Regions from separate parts of the Homo sapiens genome. Here region 1 is linked to region 2. Evidence: chromatin loops called from intact Hi-C (ENCODE). Cell type or tissue: thyroid gland. All regions are shown on one strand. Each heading gives the region's core, and the rest is flanking DNA. Links, peaks and the distances in the headings are about the cores only.

Evidence for each region. Peaks named below come from ENCODE experiments on the same cell type or tissue, not always from the same donor. Only the 100,000 strongest peaks of a DNase experiment are listed, where the experiment ranks them.
Region 1: it touches region 2 in a loop (2.2-fold over the local background); 1 of 110 quality-filtered maps calls a loop at or near these places.

Annotation. Positions count from the first base shown.
Region 1 is chr11:78,739,012-78,747,822 of GRCh38, forward strand. All of the region lies in intron 19 of TENM4 (teneurin transmembrane protein 4), which reads right to left. Among named protein-coding and RNA genes, the nearest start is that of NARS2, 170 kb to the left of the region's middle. In thyroid gland, for the core only: no CTCF peak of the experiment used is centred there; a DNase peak (open chromatin) is centred at 3,660; H3K27ac peaks cover 1,795 bases.
Region 2 is chr11:78,818,845-78,827,655 of GRCh38, forward strand. All of the region lies in intron 12 of TENM4 (teneurin transmembrane protein 4), which reads right to left. Among named protein-coding and RNA genes, the nearest start is that of NARS2, 250 kb to the left of the region's middle. In thyroid gland, for the core only: no CTCF peak of the experiment used is centred there; DNase peaks (open chromatin) are centred at 4,297 and 4,966; H3K27ac peaks cover 1,588 bases.

The DNA of each region.
Region 1 (8,811 bases), core at 2,215-4,714, 80 kb before region 2:
AGCTCCACAAATGACAATGGCTATTACTGTTATTAACAGTCTCATTGGAAGTGAACATACAAAAAAGTGAGCAGGAGAGAAGGTACTTCCTTTCATCTGACATTCGAGACAGGAGAAGGACAGATGCTAGCATGCTCTCAGAGTGAGTTTTGGAACCTGACACCTCTCCCAATATCCCTCCTCCCACTCTTACTCTATATTTTGGACAAGAAATTACCTGCTTTTCCCAAACTTGCCAGGCAAATGTTGCTTAGTGCCTCTGTCTGTGCAATGTTCTTCCATCTGCCTAAAATGTCATTCCTGCACTCCTCTCCCAACTATTTCACCCTTGAAGAGCCAACTATTAATGACACCTCTTCCTTGAAGCCTTTCTTGATGTCCCTAATCAGAACTAGTTCCTCTCTCCCACAAAACCTGATGCAGACACCTTGATACTCTACCAAACCATACACACTCCTCCCTTCCACTAGATCCTGAGCTCTTTGAGGGTAGGTCAAGATTTCTTTCTTTCTCCTCACAGTGCCTGAACTATGTCTAACAAATGCTAGGTTGCCACTGAAAACATGGTGGTTGAGCAAATAAATGGGACAACTAGAGATCATCTAGAATGGTGGCTTTTTAAACATTCAGAAACAGAAACGTTAGGGTAGATGACATTTTATAAGGACTCCAAAGTGGAAAACGAATGAAAAGATCTACGCTGGATGAAGTCGGGATGGAGGCCTCCTCTCCCTTGGGGTGATTTTGAAGGCAACTCTGTGGAGTTTCCGTGTCTGCAGAAGTCAGTTGGAAGATCCCTAAGTTAGTGGAACTTTCTCATTGTATGGAAGAGGAAACTGGTTTCCAGAGAGGTTATATTATGTGCCCGAAGCTCCATAGAAAGCAGGTGATAGAGGCAGGACTTGAACCTGGGCCTCACCACTCCAGGTCCCACTCTAACCAGTCACTTGCCACTGGCCGTGGGTGGAAATGAAGGCACTGGCTGGTGCAATGTCCTCAAGGATCCGCACATTGGGGAGAAAGCCCTCGCTGAAAGACAGCTGAGTCAAAAACGCAGGTGCTGCGCACCACATAACCTTCTCTATTCACCTCAGGTGAGAAGGCTTTTTCTTCTGGCCTAGGGAAGAGCTACTGACGAGGCCCATGGGCATTCATTAAAAAAAGATCTCAAATTCAGTAACTGCCGTATGAAGTACCCACACCTCTACCTTCCTAGAGTGATAAACTTTTCTCTGTTGGACGAGAAAAGCAATTAACACCAGGCTTGTGAAGCAGCTGGTCTCACTAGTGTCAGCTTGTCCTTTCTGAAGGCAAGAACAACTACCCACAATGCACCAGACTCCCCACCCCACCCCACCCTCCTCACCTCACTCCACACAATCTGGTTAATGCTAATTCAGTCAGTGGTTTCCTTCCGAGGCCCTTGGTCTAAATGCAATTACACGGCAAACAAGTTAAGCGGGTGAGGCTCAGCAAAGACTTTCAATTCTGCTCTGAAGGTCTTCCAATGTATTTATGTGAAATTATCTCTCCGCTAATGGGGAAGATTTATTCCACCGATTGTATTCAGCTGGTGCTGAGAGATGTTTTCTTTAATGGAGGACAATTGAATTTCGTATTGCTGGAACTCTGTCCTTCCAGAGAATTACTGACAGATCTCATCTCCTGACGCTGGCCACCAGCCAGCCTTCTCCAGACATATGTGCCTCTGGATTCTGCCTGGACAGAAACCAGTCCTGGGGGGATGGCTTCCTTTCTGGGGCTGTCCTGGCTGCTGCCCCTAATACACATGCAGGCCAGCCTCCTCTGATTGATCTCTCTTTGGGGATTTCCTGATAATTGGGAAACATTGAATCGGCACCATTTGGCTACCATGTAGCCTCCAACTTGGCAAGCCAGAGCAGATGCAAGTTTAGCCTGGGCTCCCGTGGATTGCTTTTGGATTCTGGGGAAGATTAGGTTGACTCCCTGGACGCCGATAGGCCATAGAGGCCTCTTGCCAACACAGGCATTTGGCTCAGGAATTAAATCCTGGAGAAAAACACTTCCATCCCTGTTCTGTTTTCATGATTTTCACTTGTCTGGAAAGCCCAGATTAACATAAAGCCTTCCCTGGAACAAAGGAGATGGGAAGTCAGCTTGGTGGGGGCCTCTGAATTGTGTCTTGTGCCACATGCATTTGTCCTGGGAGGTTTGAAAAGATGTGAGTGCTGGGCTTCCCAATGCTTGCTTTCTGCATCCATTTATTTAATGGATACTATCAGTGGGGTGCTGGCAAATGTTTAATGACCGACTTTTGAAAAAAAAAAGAAACAAAAAGAAAACCAGCTTCAGTTGCAGCGTTTGCTCATTTCTGTGGTGTAAATACTCTCATCATGGCTGTTTTCAAGCTACCAATGAGATGCCACTGAACACAGAGGTGGGAAGAGACACACAGGAGGATGCCATTATGCGGTACTGCCACCGTGGAGACGCGATGGTCCTGAGTAACCTCAAGAGCAAACGTAACATCAAACATGGCAAAATAATTAGAAAGTAGTAAGTTTTGAGTATTTATTACCTTTGTTTTTAATGTACCTTATTTAATTTTATATAATTTAATTTTTAATAATGGCTGTGTTTAACAACCAGCTTGCAGAATTTCTGAACATTTAATAATCAGTTCTTGCGAACTGGTTCAAGCTGGCTTCTGCATGCCACTGGAACACTGACCCTACACTGAGGGTTGGGCACTCGCTCAGGGCTGGAGATGTGGCTAAGAAATAGTTGCTGCTTTGAACGTAGAACTCCGCAGTGGAAGACTGCCTTAACTGCCTTAGTGAAAAACCATTAACGTGGGAGCAAATCACTGTCACCGACTTGGCTTCCCAGCTAGCTCATATGATCCTCTATTACCAGTCCTCTATTTGACATGATTTGCTTCCTCATGGTCACTGTCTTGGTGTAATGGAGTTTTGGACTGTTATTTTCTACTCGTCCTTAGAGTCTCATCTAAGCTGTCACCACCTCAGTAAGGTTGTCATCAACTTTTCCTGACACAATGAATCACCCCCTCCTTTGGGCTTTTATACACCTTATAAGTATCTCTCTAGTATTTGATGGTCGTATGTTTATATCATTTGCATTATATAGCCATCTCACATGTTTACGTGTGAGCCAGAGGAGGGCTGGACCACATCTCCAGAGAGGATAAGCACGGGATGCTGCTCTCAGAGTGTTTGTTAAGTGAAAAACAATCAAGTAACTGAAAGAGAGAAAAAGACTTGCTCGAGGTCACCCAGAAATGAATTCACTTGGCTGAGCTGACACTAAAGCTAGGTCTTCTTACTTCTGAGGCCTTAATCTTACTACTGTGTTATGTACCTGCAGTCACTAAAATTCCTTTAATTTCACAAAAAATCAGGCGCCTACTATGAGCCAGGCTCTGTGTTAGGTGCTGAGTTCCAGAAATGTATGAATTACGATCTCCACTTACTTGCTAGAGCTCACTAAAGCCAACGTGAAATGCCCCCGTGTAGTTTTCTCTGACACCAGTGAGTCAACACTTGGGTTTGGCATATGTCAGGCAGCTGGGATATAAAACAAGCAGTTAGGCTAGGTGAACTCTGCCAGGAGGGAGCGCTTGTGCCAAGCCAAGGGTGGTGTCAAACATACTGGCATGAGTCCAACCACACACTCAGGGCCTGACTGAGGTGCCCTTGCCGACGCCAACAAGGGAAAAGATCTGCCTGACTGCTTCCTGAAGAGAGTGACAAGGTTTGGGATCAACAGAAGAATCTGCTGGAGAGACAAAACCACTCCAAAACAAAATCAAGCAAATAAAAAGCCAACCTCAACTGTTGCTCAGGGAAAAGTTGTAGGGCTGTGGTGGCAAGAGCACTAGGCTGGGAGTCATAGTTCCCAGTTCTGACTCTGGGAACTAACTGTATGATTTTGGAGTCATCTGACCTCTCTGAACCTCCATTCTCTCATCTGTCAAATGCAGGCTGAAGTTTTTCCCAACCTGGTATAAAATAGAATTCAACATATGTTTAAGAATTTATAACTGTTTTAATCTCATACTACCCAATCCAGCTAAAGCAGCCCTACTGCACGTGGCTTCAGAATCTTAATGGAGCTCATGCAATACTTATACTTATCACTAAATTGTTCCCTCTATCTGGAAACTTCCACCTCTCCTAGGGCATTCACCAAGCAGTATACACCACTCCTGCTCCTTCTGGGCTACTCCTCATGAACTCTGAGTGCTGTTGCTCTGCCAGGACAATCTTTTCCCCAGCAGAACATGAGCTCCATGAAGACAGGGACCAACCACATGTCCCTTACTGCTATATTCCCAGCATTGATCACGGTTGATGGTCATTTCTGAGTGGGGAAAAGAAAACCTCCTCCAAAACAGGTGTTTGCTCTGGAATTCGAATGCAGGGCACAGAGTAAGTTCTTGATAAATTATTTATGCAATGAATAAAGAGCTTATGTGCTTCTGTAACTTAAGGTGAGGGCGATGTTAGAGAACTTTGAGCTACTTGACCTTGACAGGGATATGGTTAGAGAACCTAGGGCTGGAAGGGTTGTGCCCTTTCAAGAGGCCAGCCCGCACTCTCCCTCAAGGCTTGGGTACCTTCCCCTGGAAGACTCACTTGCCTCAGCCTAGCCCTGACCCTTTGATTCTATACCCTCCTCATCTGTACCACCTGTGATCTGAAAAACTTTGAAAAAGAATGCCAGAAACAAAGTTAGATTGATTATTCAATGTATATTATACAAGCAGATAAAGGAAGGCAAAGGGAGAAAAACTGCAGCTTTTATTATTTTGTGTGTGTGTTATTTTGTTATTAAGTGAAAGCAGCTACTTTGGTATTCAGGAGACGGGAATATCATTTGGGATCTAGGTGGCAAATGATAAATCTAGCCTTTCTCTCCTTTAAAGTATTTGCTAGTCTATGCCATTATTGATTATGTAAATCACTCCTTTGCATTGTGTATTTTAAACAGGTTTTTTTGCCTGACTTGTGTAAATCCTTAAACTGTTTTCTGCTAACTTCTGCTGATTGAATGGGGATCTTTCCAGCATCTACTACAATTTACCTGAAGTCTTGTAAGAACATTACCTGGGCCCAAATGAGAAGCCTCACTTCAGAGCCTGTTAAATTACTGCCACTGAAGGTGTTTCCAGTCACAGCCTGACATTGTCCTCTCTGCAGCTCCCAAGACCATCTTTCAAGCCCAGCCACCAGGCTGATCTGTAGCTCTCTCTTCCTAGTTTTCCATCTGACGCTCTACCTCAGTTTCTTGAACCAGCTTTTCCAGCCCAACATCTTCTGCCTATATACGTATTCTTGGGAAACCCCTGATTATGAAACATTCGAGTCAGAAGAACCCTTCCTGATCACCTCTTTCAAACTTCTTTTGGTAAAGGTGAGAAAATAAAGTTCAGACAGGGAATGGACTTGCCCATTCTTGCAGACTTGTGGGGAGCCAGGACTGAATCAAATGCAGGATTCGCCATGAGAACTTGGGAGAGTCACTCCACCTCTTAAGATACTTGCAGTCTGACCGACACGTACTGAAATAATTGAGAATCCCAATTTGTCTTGGCTTCACAATTCAGGGTTCACATAATTAGAGCCGGGTTCTGGAACCATTTTTGATTGCACGCCCTTTCTGTAAACATTTTTGAGCAGGCTCCTTCAATGTACTTGCATTCATTTATAAATCGCACACATGTGCTACCATCGCTGGTTCACCTTGGGAAGGGTAACATACATTTGGTGCAAGGTTTGATGAGTATTCATATTTCAAATAGCCTGCTTGATAATTTTGACTCTTTAAGTGAACTCTGCTAAGATTGTTGATCATTTTGAATCTCTTAGTTAACTTTTTGTTCAGTCTTATGAAAATAATCATTTCTAACCTCATAGCGAGGTTGAGGAAAGTATTTAATATTAGGAGTAGAAGAAGTATCAGCTCTGCCATTTTGTTTGCTTGTACTCGCACTATTAGTATTATCTTCCATTTGTATTTACCTTGCAAGAAACCTTTAAAGCCACTTTACCATTTTATGAGTAAGTTTGGTTAACACTAGATTTTATACAGATACACAGACAGACACGCATACAAACAATTATGATGTAATATACTATTACATCATAATACACAATAATACACAACAAACCAGTGTGGGTCCACTGTCCCTCTTTCTTTTTTTTCTTTTTCTTTTTTTTTTTTTTTTTGAGACAAAGTCTGACTCTGTTGTCCAGGCTGGAGTACAGTGGCGTGATCTCGGCTCACTGGAACCTCCACCTACTGGGTTCAAGCGATTCTTGTGCCTCAGCCTCCTGAGTAGCTGGGATTAAAGGTGTGCACCACCATGGCCCAGCTAATTTTTTGTATTTTTAGTAGAGACAGGGTTTTGCCATGTTGGCCAGGCTGGTCTTGAAACTCCTGGCCTCAAGTGACCCACCTGCCTTGGCCTCTCAAAGTGGTAGGATTACAGGCATGAGCCACTGTGCCCGTCCACTGTCCCTCTTTCTGTGGAGTAGATCTTGATCTCCCTCAGAATGCCTCATGTGCTGGTCCAGACATGTAACCAAGTAACACAGAGACCAAAGGAACAAATCGGTGAGAATCCAACATTCTATAGAAATAAACCAGTCTTGCTTTCTTATTTCTTAAGATAAAAGAAACACTGTATAGATAGAGCCCCTAAAATTTTCTTCCTGTTCTCATGGCCCACCTTCGGTATCTACCTTGGGACTATGATAGTGTGTATGTGACTTTTTTGTATACAAAATAAACTTGAATATGCTATTTATTATTATACCCCAAAGCCAACTTCTCATTGTGCTTCAATCTTTATAACTTATTTCAAAGCTCATCCTATATTTACCATGTATATTTTCCAATAGCCTTATGCCCAAACCAGTAAAACTTGATCTAGTCCCTTTTTTTATTTTTTTGAGACAGGGTCTTGCTCTGTCGCCCCAGCTGGAGTGCAGTGGCATGATCTTGGCTCACTGCAACCTCTACCTCCAGGGTTCAAGAGATTTTTCTGCCTCAGCCTCCCCAGTAGCTGGGGTTACAGGCTCCATAGTCTCCTTCAGATTGACAGGAGGGAGGAGTTTACCTTTTAAGTTACAGGGGTCTTCTGAGTGACTGAGTCCACGTTCCTCATGTACAGGTGAGGTCAGTGATATCTGAAGGTGGGGCATCCCTTCCATCACTCCTTGAGGAGGGGGTACCACCAGCTCCGCCATGGTGCCGTGACACCACCTGGGGCCATCTAACAGCAAGATGGCCCAGCACTTACTAGTGTCTTCAGGGACCTGAGGCTGTGCTTCCCGCAGAGCCCAGAAACCACTGTTCTGTGGCCTCCTAGCTAAGCATGGCTGTTGAGCTCCTTCAGACACCAAGGGAGCGTGAGCTCCCAGGCTGCAGAATCAATCTGTCAAGGCTGTGGGCAGCCTGGCTGCTCAATGCTGATGCTTCAGGCTGAGTCCTCTCCCATAGGAATCTTCTGGAATATTTTCTGCTGGCTGATAAAAGTGTACACAAGACCAGAGCCCTTGACTTGTCCACCATACTATGCTTCCAGGGAACTGAGCCCATCGACTATGGTGAGGGAGAAGCAGGACTGAGACAGTCTGGCCAGCAGGGAGCAAGGCCCTTGTCCCAGCTAAGTGGGTTGGTCATGTCTGGGGACATGGCTCAGAAATACCGTCGTTGTGCCTGGGGACATGGGATATGTGGTGCATGTTCAGATAGGCTGTTTTCTATGCTGTGTGGCCAGAAGCTTGTTTCAAAGAAGACTTTTCAGGTGATGGTTTGTGCTGTTAGAAAAATACAAGGCAGCTCTGCTAAAATGTGACTCTAGCCACAGTCTCTCAGCAGACAAGTTCATTTCATGACCATGTGTCTCGCCTTCTGTCAGGGACAGGGCAGGTCCTGCTTCACCAGGAAAGGGGAAACCAGAATGAACCATGATCAGACCCACTTCATGGGGAAGGGGCTGATGCCAGGCAGAAACGCAGCTAAGGGAGTCTGCACAAAGTTCAGCTCAATAGGCTGGAGCTGAGGTGCACAGCAATACACAGCTGGCCTGTAATGGAAATAATAATTCAAAGGATGAGGGAGGAGGGGCTGACAGGAAGACAGCCATGGTGAAGGGGCTCCCAGAGGCATCTGGATGTGGACGTCCCGTGTGTCACTAGGTTATCATGCCCAGGTACAGCAGGGATGGAGCTCCAGACCCAGATGTGGCAGGGATGGGAGCCTGTCAAAAGAGGGCAAGGTTTGAGTCCTTTGGTGCCAGGGCACTAGGCTGCTGAAGTCAGACACAGAAAGTGGGGCCAGGATTCAGGGACAAGGCAGAAAGCCATTTGGCACAGCTGGCAAGTCATGGGTCAGACAGACAACAGTAGGAAGGATGTGAGGTTGAGCAGCTGGGGCTGCTCTAAGTCCTTCTTCTCAGATTGGGATTGGTCCTAGAGGCCTGCAGCGTTAGACCCACAGGGTGGACTCACATGGCCCCCACTGTGGTGGGAGGAGGAGATCCAGGCAGGGGAGGCACGAGGGGCTGGATCTCTCCCCTCTAGCAAAATGCCACACAGAGGCCGCATCCCTCCCTGTCAAGCCCCTCACTGTGGGATTTGCTTGGAGCAAACTCTTAATGCCTCTGAGATCTAATTGGAGGGCCAGTTAGACTACATGCAGAGGTGTCTGCAAGGCCTGATCCTATATTCTCTATTGAGGGCAATATTAGTAATGTGAAACATGGCTCTCTAAATATTTTAACTTCTTATTGCTTAAAAT
Region 2 (8,811 bases), core at 2,786-5,285:
CCAAATTAAAAATTCAGCAGCCTATGAATAATTGGTTTTCATAATTGGGTATATGGCATGTTGGAAAATGGGGCCTTTCCCCCAGCTTGTTTTTCTATCACAGCAGTGGGTCCTGGTAAAAAAAAAAAAAAAATACATGATTTTCAGGAACTTGTTTTTCCTTTCATCTGTATTGGAATGCAGAGTTTAAGTGTTTCCTTAGCTCATTCTCTGGACATGTGTTGTGAGTGGGAGTGTTCTCTGGATATTGAACAAAATGTTGCTTGAAATACAAAGGGGCAACTGCAGAAGGAAGAAAAGACAACAGTGCTTCTTCCCAGTGGAGACATGAGAGTCAGGAACCCACAGAGGCCTCAGGGAACCCACTGCGGTGCCCGTTTTGACTGTTCACTACTCCTGATTTGTTTTCAGAAACAAATCATTAGCGCAGCTATGTCAAGGTGAAAGATGATCACAGCTGATAACTAAGTTCTCCTGAGTCCAGGGTTGATGTTGAGGAAAGTCTGCCCTCATTTGCATCCTTCTGGTTTTCCTTTCTAAAATCCTGAAGCCTCATTTTGTAGGAAACAAGGAGAGACCACAGAAGAAAATCCTATTAGGAGGACTACCTGGACAGCCCAATTGCCTCCTTAACTGTCTCACAGGGGCAGTAATATCAGTAAAGGGAAGGCAGCTTTTCTCCTCTGTCAGCTCACCATGGCATGGGCATACCTGCCTCTTGCCTTGCTCTGAGTGGGCAAACCTCTGTGGACGTGCGAGCTTGATGCCGGACTCCAGCATCAAAGACAGAAGGAACCAGCTTTGTGAATGAGGTCAAGGCCCACTCGACACTCTCATTCTCTCCTTTCTGCTCACCCCACACTTTATCCCTCCCTCCCAGAAGCTCCTGTATGTCTTGTTCCCTTGTGATATGTCCAGGCTAATAGAAGCCTGCATTTACTACTAATATCTCCTTCTGTTTTTGTTGTCTCCTTAAATTATAAAAGTGGTTGTCAGGAACTCTTTGGGAACACCTGGTTGAAGTACCAAGGTATACCCATTGCCAGAGATCTACCTTCTGACTCCTCCTGGCTTCCCCAGAGGAGGATGGATGATAATGCTACAGGCAAGAAGGAGCTTGAACTCCAGGATGGCCACCTGGATATATCACTTTGACTGCAGCTGGTGACATTTATACTTCAGGTTACACCTATTTCATCCCCTTTGCTCCTGAAATAGAAGGGCTGGATTTATTATTAGCAACCAAAAAGAAGAAATGGAAACTAGATAGCATAGCTGGGATTTAATTCTACAGCAACTCAAGGTTGAAGGAAGAGTCCAACAGAGACCCTCTCATTCCCTGAAATGGAACTGCGAAAAGCAAATCATATATTCTAACTTAATCTTCATAAGAATTATGAGACATAGGTACTTATGTCACCATTTTACAGTCTTAGATAGAGAATGGGAGATGAAGTCACCTTCTCAAGGTCACACAGCTGATAGGGGAAAATCTGGTAGGTGAACCTGTCCTATATGCAGCCAAAGTTTGCAGCATTTGGCCTGGACCAGAGTATGGGCTCTGGAACCCTTACTAGCTAGATGCCTTTGGACAAGCCATCTCTATACATTACTTTCCTCATTTGTGAAATGGGGTGAACAGTAACACACACCTCAGAGAGTTATTTTGAAGACCAAATAGGGTGATGCTGTGCATGTAAAGAGGTTGGCCCAGGACCTGGCAGAGCTGGTATTTTGGTTTTAAGGAAGGGTCACACATGTCTTCCATTTATGAATTAAAAAACAATCTGACTTGGTCAAATGAATCCAAACAAGGAAATGTGGGTTTCTGGGGGGTAAACCCACAGACACATAGGCACACAAGACACATGGAAACTCCCCATGGTAAAAACTGGAAAACAAACAAGCAATGCTTCTGAATGTGAAGAAGGCAGGGTGTTTGAGTAAATTTTCTCCTGGGGGAAAGCGCTGTGAAAGCAAATTAAACTTGTCTCCCAGAAGCACAAACACAAGCAGGCTCCTGCCAACATCTGAAAGAAGTTTTCTCCCATTGCACTCTAGATTGGCACTGGGCAGGTGCCAGGTGCTGGAAAGCTGTTCCATGGCCTGTGATGTGTCGGTCCCTATGGATGTCCCAGCTTTCTTTGCAGACGATGGAATTCAAAGGCCTTCAGTCTACAACAGTCTAGGTCAATGCAATGACAAAAATTTGACAAAGCCCCTGACAGACTGGGCTTGAAGCCAGTTCTGTGCCAACATTTGAATTGGAAGATCTGTTTTCAGTCATATCCAGAAGTCCACCAACCACTATTAAGACCAGCTCTAAGGAAAGGTCTAGGAGAAAGATTGTTTCCTTATTATATTCAGTCTTGGCTATTTGTTAATTATTTCTTTGGGGACAAACCAAATTTTACCAATAAGACTGTGAACTCCTTCAACACAGCCATTATGTCTGGTTCTCCAAAGAGTCTTGTGATTGCTAAACACAAACCAAGAACTCAATAATATTTATTGTATTGATAAACAAAGCAGGAATACAAGGGGAAAATAGAGGAAAGAGGTCAGAGAAGTGGGGATGCCACAATAATCAGGTTCCAGAGGCGTTTGGTGGCCAAGAAACATACTGTTTCCTTTGCCTCTATTTTTTTATTACAATGCCTAGAATAAACAGTGATACGAAGCTGAATTCCACATTGTACTCTCAGACCATATTTGGAGTTCAGCAGTTCACATCTGGGAGCCACGTTTAAGACACTGATGAGTTAAGCTAGAACGTGTTCACTGAAGAACAACCAGAAAGATTAAAGAACTTGAAACCACATTTCAAATAAAGAATTCTTGAAGGAATTGAAAATTCAGCTTACTAAGGGGGTTATGACATCTGTTTAAAAATATCTGAAACGTAATCAGGTGAAATAAGGACTTTGTTTTGTGGCCCTAATAGGTTGACCAGGGTCCAGTGAATAAGGACTATAGTCCTTGGGAAACAGACTTGGTTCAAAAGAAGAATCAACTTACTCACTTTCTAAGAGTCAGAGCTGAATACTACTTACTACATTGGGTTACGTTCTGTTTACATGTATGTATCTGCCCAAATATTGTAAACTTCTTGAAGGCAGGAAATGTGTTATTCATCTCTGGATCTCTGGCAAATAATATCTGACTCAAAGCAGGTAATGAATGTTTGTTAGCTGAATGACTAAAACGAATGACCTAGGTGATCTACAAAGTCATATATTTTCAGTCGCTGGATGTATTCAAGGAGAGAGCAAATTAATGACTAGTGGGGATACTGCAGGGGGTATTAAAGATGAAGCGTATGACATCTTCCAAGCCTGAAATCTTATGACTCTGTGAGTCATGGTGTAAAGGAACTTGCTTGGACTGTCTCAAGAAACTTGGGTTCTAGTCCTACTCCTGCCATCCACTTGTTAAGTGACACTGATCAAATTCTTTCCTCCTCAGGGCCTTTCTTTTCATCTACAAAATTTATAAAATTTATTCAGTAAATATTTACTAAGAATCCACTCTAGCTCAGGAAGTGTTCCAGTGAAGTGGATGGCTTTAGTGATTGGTCAGGTCTAACCTCCTGTGATCTGATGAATCAACCTGAATTGTCAGGACTTAGAAAATGATACATATAGATGAAAAAGCTGAGAAAAGAATCGTCATGTTCCATGAGAACACATGGATACAGGAACGTGAACAACACACACTGGGGCCTGTTGTGGGGTGGGTAGAGGGAGAGTATCAGGATAAATAGTTAAGGCATGTGGGGCTTAATATCTAGATGACAGGTTGATAGGCGCAGCAAACCACCATGGCACACGTTTACCTATGTAACAAACCTGCACGTCATGCACATGTACCCTGGAACTTAAGATAAAATTTTTTTTTTAAAAAAAGAAAAACAATAGACAAGAAATAGGAACTAAGGGCTGATTTACATTTTATTACTTCAACCAATACAAACTGTAAGTTAAAATTAAGAAGAAGTCATCATGTTCGTGGCCGGGCAGAGGGCAGAGGGGGAGACGTTTGCTCATTTCAGGAGCTACCTTAACTTTTTAACCCTCCCTGCGGTTCCTGAGATAACAGTATCGCATTATCATCCATCCCTTGATGGGAGCCTCAAGCGGCCCCGAGGTTAGCCTCCTTCCTGGCTGTTGGCAGCAGCGCTCTCGGATGCCAGTGCCACACTCTGGGCTCTTGTTCTGCTGCGTCTCCCAGCGGTGCCCCGTGAGCACGTGCCAGAGAGATCACTGAGACACACACCAAGTACTGGGGAGACAGCCAAGTGCCGCGCTCTTCAAGAGCACTAGGCCCTTCTGAGGAGAGGCGAGCGCTCCCGGGAAATGCCTCGTCTTCCCTCCACCCTTAACCCACAGCAGCTCCAGTGCAATGCCCCGGCCTCAGCGCCTGCCCAGCGGTGGCCCAGGTGCAAGAGACAACACCTCGCCCCGTTCCCACTGCCCACAGCTGATTGGACCCGGCTGAGCACCTGACCCAAGCCAAGCTCAGGCACAGGCTGAACGGTGCTCTGTGACACAGCCCACTGGGCAGAGGTTCCGGGCCAATAAGAGCCCGTTCTCTAGTATTTGAACTAAAATGTACCCAGGGAACTTAGCATTCAGGAGCAGGAGCCAAGGGGTGTGATAGGAAGAGACGGGCTGGTGAGGTCCTTAAGGTCAAGGTGGAACCAAAGTGAAGAGGAAGCAGTCCTGAGTGAGGAGAGAAAGCTCATGAATGGAGCTGAAGCCTGGAAAGAGGCGGGAACACTGCAGCAAGACCAGCAGTGAAGCCCATGAAGGAAGAGAATGAATGAATGAAAGGCCCCTGAGCTGCCCGGATTCCTAGAAGCTTCTCGGTGCCTATTTTCGTCCCCAGCAATAGGAATGTTTTAGAAACGACTTCATTGCCACATCAGCTTTTCCTTGAGATTGCTTGTGTTTTGCCCCTTGCAACGGAAAAAACTAATTTACCTTGGCACGTCACCAGGATCTACTTCATAGCTTGGAGGCTTTGATAATAGCTGATAAGTGCAGAACTTTTTGTTTTTCAAGTATTTCCACATACAGTTTTATTTCATTCCTACAACAGTTCCGTATGTAGGAAGGGAAAGTGTTCTTTCCCATTTCGTAGATGAGAACATGAAGGCACAGATACTTGCCTAAGTTGATGCCGCTAATAAGTGACAGGGCCAGTATCAAAATCTGGATTTCTACTCCTACCTAACCTAGGGATTCTTCTACCATACCACAACTGCCAATCCGGTTAAAAAAATAAAAGCATGCTGTATTAGTCTGTCCTCATGTTGCTATAAAGAAATACTGGAGACTGGGTAATTTATAAGAAAAGAGGCTTAAACGGCTCATGGTTCTGCAGGCTGTACAGGAAGCATAACACCGGCATCTGCTTCTGGGGAGACCACTGGAAGCTTAGAGGCATGGTGGAAGGTGAAGTGGGAGCCTGCATATCACATGGAGCAAGAGCACAAAAGCGAGTGGGGGTAGGTGCTACACCCTTTAAAATGACCAGATCTCGGGAGAACTCACTATCATGAGGACAGTACCGAGGGGGATAGTACACACTCCCTTTTCAGAAATCTCCTCCCATGATCTAATCACCCCCTACATTGGGGATTGCATTTCTTTCTTTCTTTTTTTTTTTTTTTGGAGGTGGAGTCTTGCTCTGTTGCCCAGGCTGGAGTGCAGTGGCACGATCTCGGCTCACTGCAACCTCCGCCTCCCGGTTTCAAGCAATTCTCCTGCCTCAGCCTCCCAAGTAGCTGGGACTACAGGCGCACACCACCACGTCCGACTAATTTTTTGTATTTTTAGTAGAGATGGGGTTTCACCAATGTTGCCCAGGCTAGTCTCGAACTCCTGAGCTCAGGCAATCCACCCACCTTGGCCTCCCAAAGTGTTAGGATTACAGGCGTGGGCCACCAGGGGATTACATTTCAATATGAAATTTGGATGGGGACACACATCTAAACTATATCACATGCTGATCCCATTCCTTTTGCCTGTAGATTAGTCAATTATAGAGTCAGGACTACTGCAGAGGATGCTGCCAGGGCCAGTACATTCCAACTGGTATCTATTTTGGCTTTGTTAACTGAAACTCTGGTTTTCAAACATGCCTACCAGTATTCAAAAATCAAAATGCTGCTCCAGCCACTCGCAAATGTATCACACTTGGACAAAAATATTGATTTGTTGATCAAGTCTCTATTGACTCCACTGTGTTAAAGCTGTCAGGAGGGAGGATCCAAAGCATAGTCCTTATTCTCGAGGAGCACTGGGAAGGCTTTAGCCTTTAGAGTCACTACACCGGTCTAGGTCTGAATTCCAACCGTGTGACTTCTGAGGGTGTGATTTGGAGAAGTCACTGTATCTGAGTCTCAGTTTACTTATTAGTGAAATGAGAAAACTATTTGCCTTACACAGTTGTGAAAAATAAAACCACCATATATATGCACCTGGTACATAAAAGATACTCAGGAAATATTAGTTTACTCCTGTATAAGCTCTGTGATTTTCAAACTTTATCCTTGTCAGCCATCTGAAAGCTTGTTAAAACATGGATTGCTGGGCCCTACCCACCAGAGTTTCCAATTTAATAGGTCTGGGGTAGGGTCTCTGGTGATGATAATATCCTTGGGCTGGGGCTTTGAGAACCGCTCGTCTGGAAGAAAGACAGACTTTACACACAAGTCTGTAAAAAACAAGCCAGAGGGGGCAGAAAGATCTAAACTACCCAAGAATGCAAAAGAGCTTGTGGACCAGTTCCAAAGAGGAGGGCTTGGTCCTCCAGGAGGTAGTATTTGAATAGCTCTTAAAGAATATACAGGCTTTTGAAATGCAAAGCAGTTCTGGGCAAGATGGAGGTCAAGTAAGAGTAAGAGCCAGATCCAGAATAATCATTTTTGCTGCTCCCACACAGTGACCGGCTGATCATAATGCCAACTTCATGTCAAGTCTGTCTCTGGGACAAATTACTTAAGAAATCAGTGTAAAACACTCAACTCAGCTGCTGGCTAGAGAGTTCCATCTAATGAGCATCACTTTGTGTTGAATTCTTCTGTGATGACAGACAATGCAGGAAAAGAAACAGGTTCTGAGGAAGTGGGGTGTGGGGAGCTGCTAATTAGTCTCCAATCATTTATCCAGGCTTGTCACCAAGCTCTCTACTACTTACAAACCAAATAGAAAACCAAATCCCCCTCCTTTTTTTTTTTTTTTTTTTTTTTTTTTTGAGACGGAGTTTTGCTCTTGTTGCCCAGGCTGGAGTGCAGTGACACAATGTTGGCTCACTGCAACCTCTGCCTCCAGGGTTCAAGAGAGTCTCCTGCCTCAGCCTCCCAAGTAGCTGGGATTACAGGCATGTGCCACCACGCCTGGCTAATTTTTTGTATTTAATAGAGACGGTGTTTCACCATGTTGGTCAGGCTGGTCTTGAACTCCTGACCTTAGGTGATCCACCCTCCTTGGCCTCCCAAAGTGTTGGGATTACAGGTGTGAGCCACCATGCTCGGCCGGTCTCCTCCCTTTTAAGTCAGCATAGTCAGATATGAAAATGCACAAAACTATATAAAGATAACCTAGAGACTTACAGGTAAAAACCTCTATGTTGGCTTGGACTGTACCTGGAAAATGGAAATATCCAGGCCATGTTACTCATGGCCTGGACTGCTGCATCAGCATTCTAAGTGGACTTCTGTCTCCAGGCCTGCCCCTTTGTGATGTCTACTCCAGATGATAAGGGGCAGTAGCCTTCCATAGGGTTACTGTCCCTTATCATCTGGAGTAGATATTACAAACAGGAGCCCTATGGACACTTCTGTTTATGTAGTGTTTTCAAAAATTTGAATTAGTTGCCAGAACTTTTTAAAAATGAGGTCAAAGAAAAATCTTCATGTTGGCTTTCATATATCTATTTCGATACTTAGAACTTGTTAAATACAAAAAAAAAGTTTTTAAATTGGAAGATCCAACATGGGAATAATCTCTTCTCATTTAGGGCAGGCCCAGACCCTATGATCAGCCACAGGCCATCTCTGTAGCTTCCTGCACTAATGTCACCTGCCTGGTTTCTAGGCATCCGAGTATACCACCCAGGCCTGGAGCAGTGTTTTCTAAAAGTCACTTATTTGGGTACTGCTTTTATGCTGTTGCCATATTCACATACCATCTGTCCTATTACTCACTTAGCATTTTTCAATTCATTTATTTTCTTAACTTTATTTAACATAGAAATTCAATATCACTATGAAATAATGATTTGCTATATCTAACTATATTTTTCCAGTTTACTAAAATAAATACATAATTTTTGAAATAGAGTCTGTCTATGTATAATCTAAAATAATCTTGGGAACTATACTTTAGAAAACACTGGAGAGGAGAAAGCCCAAATTTCTGAACCAGGAGTTTAAGGATCCAATTGCCCTTTTCAAGTAAGGTCTTTCTCATGCCCTCTTTGTGCTGCTGCCAAATTACTCCCCACCTGAACCCACACTCCCTTTTCAGCCTCCCTGACTGAGCCCACTGCTCATAACTTTACCTGAAAATCCTCTTTTCCCACTTATCCGCTTGTCCAAGTCCTATCCATCCTTCAAAGCCTATTTATTTATTTATTTATTTATTTATTTATTTATTTGATGGAGTTTTGCTCTTGTTGGCCAGGCTGGAATGCAATCGTGCAATCTTGGCTCACTGAAACCTCCGCCTCCCGGGTTCAAGCAATTCTCCTGCCTCAGCCTTCTGAGCAGCTGGGAATGCAGGCATGCACCACCATGCCTGGTTA